2 separate regions of the Mus musculus genome follow, and region 2 is linked to region 1. A link is a loop called in an ENCODE intact Hi-C map of the cell type or tissue named here. Cell type or tissue: gastrocnemius. All regions are shown on one strand. Links, peaks and the distances in the headings refer to the core of each region. The heading gives the core; the rest is flanking DNA.

Region 1 (2,905 bases), core at 187-2,686:
GAATATTTTCCAACTACACCAAGGTTTCATGTCTTATGATATAATTTGAAATTTTAAAGAAATCAGATCTGCCACTTAAAGCTTAGGAAACTTTAAAGTATCTCTGACCCCAAGTATTTTAATTTTGAAGATCTTAGTGGTCAAAATCTTGTAAAATAGAAAATAAAATTAGGGTGGTTTTGTCCTATAGGTTAAAGCCACAGTGGTAGATGAAAATCAGAAGAGACAGGAACTATTTTAAACAATAAAAATGGTTATCAATTAAATGGGTTTTTTTTTCCAGTTTAATTGACAGTGATATTGAAAGAATGGTGGGTCGAAAATCATCCGTGGAGCAGAATAACAATAGACCCTATAATTACAGTCTTCGAGAAAAGTTGCCCTAGCTGTCCTTAGCTTTTCAGCAGGCGGTTTGTTCTTGCTAGAAATTACTAGGGAGCGTAGTTGAATGTCAACACCCTGAAAAGGGCCTCAGGGTCAAGGTAGTTTGCATATCTTCCAACTCATTCATTTCATAGGCTTCGAGGACTCTGTCACTGAAACCCTGAGGGAACTTTCAGACCCTGGCTAGAGAATGAGAGACAAAAGGGCTGACTTCTAACAAAACCCCCAAATAGTGGAGAAAGCACAGTTGGGCAGGACCCAGCTAGAGTAGATTGTTTGGCCAGGCCAAGGGGCGGAGCTCGCGGGGCGGAGCCTGGCAAGGGGAGGAACCAGGAGGAAGAACCCTTGGTCCCCAGCCAGGTGAGCTCCCAGAGCTATGGGGCGGAGTCTGGTGAGGAGGCGGTACCCTAGGGGCGGAGTCAGGAGACCGTGGCTGAGGGGTGGAGTCAAGTGGTGAAAGGCTCGATGACGGGGAGGAGCCTGAGGTTGGGAGCCCCAAGGGAATGCAGTTGTGGGCGGAGCCAAGGGGGTCGGAGCTACCGGATGAGGTCCGGACAGGAGGAACCAGAACGAGGCGGGGTGCGGTAGGCTACGGACTCCTCGGAGGCGGAGCCATTGGGACTTGAGTCCGCGAGGGTGGGACGGGGTCAAGTACTGGGTTTAGTTCTGCGCAGAACACGCTTAGGGACTGGATTGGAAGGCCGGGGGCGGGGTGGGGGCGAGGCCCCGGCGTCCGGACTCCGCACGCTGTCTGCGCAGGCTCATTGTGCCTTACGCTGGGCAGTCCGTTACGCTAGGCTGCTAACATGGCTGCCTCCAGGTGGCTGCGCGCGGTTCTACTGTTTCTGTGTGCCTCGGACCTTCTGTTGCTCCCTCCTCCTAATGCCTACGCGGCGGACACTCCGGGCGAGGCCACCCCACCTCCACGGAAAAAGAAGGACATCCGCGATTACAACGATGCCGACATGGCGCGACTTCTGGAGCAGTGGGAGGTCTGTGTCGCCTGCACACTTCTGAGCATCTCCCATACAGATCCCTTTTCTCCTAACCCTTACCCTCTCGGACATTTGACCTTCTGACTTTTGTCCCCTGATCCCGCTCGCTGCCCTCTGAGGGTCTTTCTTGAAATGTCTCCCAGTACCCGTTGACTCCCGCGTCTCTCTTCATTCCACCACGGCTCAGGCCTCTCGCCCAGTGTCTTTCGCTATCATGGCTCCTCAGCCACTCCAGTCAGCACTTGGACTCTCACCAGTCAAGCCCTACTTTCCTTGCTATGTCGCAGGGGTCTCTACATTGATCTTGGTGGTTTGTGAGCCGCGAACAGGGAGCGAGCGCTCCTGAAGAGCATTCCCTCCTTCCTCCTCCTGTTCTGGAGTGAATGGGTTCTAAAGGTGGTCTCTCAACTTTTTTTTAGCTTTGATAGAGATCTTTCCAAATATAGAGGGTTTCCGACTTCTTTTGGTGTATATTCCTGCTGGGGCTTTTGTAATTTCTTGGGTGGGTTTATTTTACTGGTAAAGGGAACTAAGGCATATCTCATATGCAACTCAGGTTTTTCATTGATGGGAGTAGTGGACTTGTTTTGTGAGAGGCCGAATTCTGGTCTGTTACTTGATTGCATTTGGGGTATGCAAAAGGTTCTAAGGAGGGATTCCTGATCAAAAGTACACTGCAGCCCTTGATTGTACTGTCGTATTTGATTGGCACAGCTGATGGAAAGGAATCACACACATAGCTATATTCACTGTGTAAGGTTCTCTGCCAGAGAACTTTTCAGAGTTTGTTTCCAATGCTGATTTTTTTTTTAACTTGTGGCTAACTATATTGTTGGAAGGAGGTAAGACTTTTGGGCATACATTTAAAATATCCACCTGTTGGATTTGACTTAAAAAGGGGGGACTCCTGTTGTTGTTCTCTGTACCCAACAGAAGAATTGGAGTAGTGGGGCCATGGTAGTGCAAGGTTGTAATTCCAGCACTTAAGAGACTAGTGGAGGAGGCTAGCCTTAGTTAAACCTGGGCTACATAGTAAATTTCAAACTGGTTTGGGCTCCACTGTGAGATTCTGGAAAGAAAATTTGGAGTAGATTTGAGTGGGTATGACTCCTTTCAATTTCCAACTGTCCTTTTTGGACTCTAGTAAATAATGCCTTTTAACCTGCTAAAGTGAACCTTGCCTTGTGAGAGGCCTAGCCATGGACAGTGCTCAGACCCCGAGGAAGAGGAGGTCACAGAGATGAGCAAGACATCTGTCAGAACAAGGGGGTAGGAAATAACCCTCGTAAACAGAAACAGAAATGGTTGGATCTTATAAAGAGGAAGTGTTGTGTGGGAATGTCAGAGGGCAACAGGGAGCAGGTTTGATTTTAGACAGGACAGGAGAGTATTCTAGTCTATTAGAGAGATGTGTACTGAGCTGAACAGCAGAGACCAACAGAATAACATTCCCTGCATTTAATACAAACACACTTGTGAATGTGGTCTAGTAGAGATCTCTGTGCCTATATATGTACCTCAGCATG
Region 2 (2,905 bases), core at 299-2,798, 800 kb after region 1:
GAGAATGAGCAAATCCACCGAGTCTAGAATGTTTATTTACCTCAGTAAGAAACAGTAAACTGGGTTAGGCCAGATAAGAAACTCGTGAACACATACAAGTTTGAGTAATGTTCTAGTTCTGGCTCTGGAGTGAGGAGTCTGAAAGTTTATGTTTTCTCTCTTTATAGTACATTGTGTTGTGTATTCTCCCAGGACTGACCATTACTTTAAAAACTTTGTGATATAACTCATATTGTGAGTTTTGACATTAACACAGGAAAGTATGGCTGCAGTCAAAACAGCAATCAAGCCTGAAATTTTCCTATCTGTGCCTATTACCCCTCTTACATGTTTGTCTCCCCGCCCCACCCCACCCCCACCCCGAGACAGGGTTTCTCTGTGTAGCCCTGGCTGTCCTGGAACTCACTGTGTAGAACAGGCTGGAATCCGCCTGCCTCTGCCTCCCAAGTGCTGGGATTAAAGGCGTGCGCCACCACGCCCGGCTTACGTGTTTTTTAAATGTTAAAAAAAAAAAAAAAAAAAGGAAAAAGGAAAAATTAAGACAATGTCTTTTCTCCATTTAAATGTTCATGGTTTACCAAAAAATTGTCCCCGCAGGCCTGGAAATAATACATAAAACAGCAATTGCCATAAAATACTTCATAAATAATCTCAAAAGCCTACGTGGCATTTTAATTAGGAAAAGGATAAATTTCGAATATAGTTTGAAAGTGACGTTTAATTTCGGTTTTCGGAACCACTAGGTGCTGACTACCAAGCTAGTTAGCATGCACGGCTTGGAGGTGACCCCAAGGCCCCAGTTCCCACAAACGCCTGACAATTCTGGATGATGATGGCAAATCACTGAGTTCTGATAGAGTTAGATTGACTTCAGACGCCACACTCCGTGTAGCTTGTTTACGCATCCAACAGTGAGAAACTTGAAAACGCTCTCAGAGGAGCAGAGAGCTTGGAATCCCGGAGACTCCCTCTGAGCCTTCTCTAGCCTCAGCCTACCAAAGGGACGTGAGGACGCTGCCCGGCGTGCGGCAGCTGCTCCGGACTGGCCCCAGGCGCGCCCACCCCGACCCCGAGCTCAGCGCGCGCCCGGGGAGCCCGGGACCGCGCCCCACCGGGACCGCGCCCTCCGCTCGCCACTGCGAGGCCACCTGCTGCGCCGCCCGCCGCTTCCGGCTCCCAGGCCGCCCGGAGGCTGCGCCCACCGCTGCCCGCACTCCTCACCTGGCGGCGGCCCTCTCCGCCGGACGCGCTGCCGCCGCCGCCTCTCGCCGCCGCTGAGAGTGAGGACAGGTGAGGCCGCCAAACCCCCACTCGCTCCCGGCCCGCCGCCGCCGGCCCTCCGTCCGCTGTTTATTAAACTTTTCTGTTTGGCTGCTCGGCCTGTGACGCGGCCTCAAGGGAGCGCCCGCGATTGGCTCTCAACGCGCGCTGACGCGGCAGTCCCAGCCCGCTGCCTAATTATGACCGGCCCGGGCGGGGCCGCGGGCCGGAGGCGGCGTGGGGGCGGGGCCGGATCTCGGAGAGTGCTATTATTGGTCAAGGCATTTGAGGGGCGTGGCACAGAGGCGCTGCTTTTCTCTCGGCCACGCCCCTGCCTCGGCCAGGTCAGCGGGCTAGGTTAGCTTTTTGATGTTGCCTCAGGAGCAAGAGGGCTCTGGTGCAGACTTGGGGGACGGCGAGGGGATGGGGTGTCTGATGACGTAGCTCCGGGCTCTGCATCCTCCCAGGGATAGACTACCCTTGTCTAGAGCTGGTGTTCCACCTGCGTAGTTTGAGAGACGACATAGATTGAGATTCTGTTGCCCAGGCCCCTAGAAGACCAGGAGGGCCAGCCCAAAGTGCCAGGTCTGAACTCTGCCCTGTCCTGAACCACGATTTACAGAGAGCGAGACCTGAGGCGTGTGTGCTCGCTTGTGTAATACACACCTACACGCCTGGACTCGGGAAGCCCCCTGGACCTTCTCGCGGAAGCGGTAGATTCTAGTCCAGCAGCCCTGCACAGGTTGTGCGGGAGAAGTGGGGGACAGCTCTCCTGAGATTTCCCCAGCCCAAACAGGATTGCCTAGAGTCCTGTCTTTATTTGAAATTATGTTATTTTGTTAGTCTTGGGGTTGTGCCTTTTGGTGTTTTACAATGTTTATCTTTGTCACTGTGCTCTCTTTACCTATTTCCCTGAAATTTCTGCCCTATTTTTACAGTAATAGGGGCTCATGGTCACAAGGTTGAGATACGGCTAACCATGTGTGGTTTGGGCTGCTTTCTGTAATCCTGTAGAATAAGGAGGAGACAGAATAGAGGACATGGTGGAGGTCAGGTAGAATTCTTTGAAGAAAAGGTGGCATTTGAAAAATTCTTATGACTTCATGGAAAACGAAAGGAAGTGTTCCTGAAGAGGGCTTGGGAGAAACACACAATGCTCTTGTGAGGTGACAGACAAGTTTCTGGGGCAGGATATTCTAAAATAAATCACCAAAGCTAAGCCTGGCCAGCCACCGTGGCCCAGGCCTTTATACTTTCAGCATGGAGAGGCAAAGAAAAATATACCTCTGTGAGTACTAGGTCAGCCTGGTGGATATAGCAAGTTCCAGGGTGACCAGAGCTAAGTAGTGAAACCCAGGGCCAAATAAAATAAAGCTAAGCCTGCTGTTCGAAACCAGAGCAGAACAGAAGGTCCCTACCCAGGGCCTAAGGGTGTTTTTGAGGCACATTCAACCCATTCAAAATTTATATTTAAGGTTGGAGTAATGATTCAGCAGTTAAGAGCACTTACTGCTCTTGTAGTGGTCTTAGGTTGGGTTCCCAGCATCTGCGTGGTGGCTCACAACTGTCAAAACACTCATACACTTGAAAATAAATCTTTAAAGCCAGGTGTGGAGACTCACACCTTTAAACTCAATACTAGGGA

Evidence for each region. Hi-C counts contacts between places; a loop is a spot of excess contacts. Peaks named below come from ENCODE experiments on the same cell type or tissue, not always from the same donor. Only the 100,000 strongest peaks of a DNase experiment are listed, where the experiment ranks them.
Region 2: it touches region 1 in a loop (7-fold over the local background); 4 of 42 quality-filtered maps call a loop at or near these places.

The regions. Positions count from the first base shown.
Region 1 is chr7:83,891,100-83,894,004 of GRCm38, forward strand. It overlaps Mesd (mesoderm development LRP chaperone), which reads left to right and starts at 1,167. Exons shown (of 3, transcript NM_023403.4): 1 at 1,167-1,376. The coding sequence starts at 1,191. In gastrocnemius, for the core only: a CTCF peak has its summit at 1,203; a DNase peak (open chromatin) is centred at 856; H3K4me3 peaks cover 2,321 bases; H3K27ac peaks cover 1,805 bases.
Region 2 is chr7:84,688,525-84,691,429 of GRCm38, forward strand. Zfand6 (zinc finger, AN1-type domain 6) reads right to left here and starts at 1,433. Exons shown (of 7, transcript NM_001360578.1): 1 at 1,222-1,433. 2610206C17Rik (RIKEN cDNA 2610206C17 gene) reads left to right here and starts at 1,116. Exons shown (of 5, transcript NR_038175.1): 1 at 1,116-1,290. In gastrocnemius, for the core only: no CTCF peak of the experiment used is centred there; a DNase peak (open chromatin) is centred at 1,467; H3K4me3 peaks cover 1,834 bases; H3K27ac peaks cover 1,893 bases.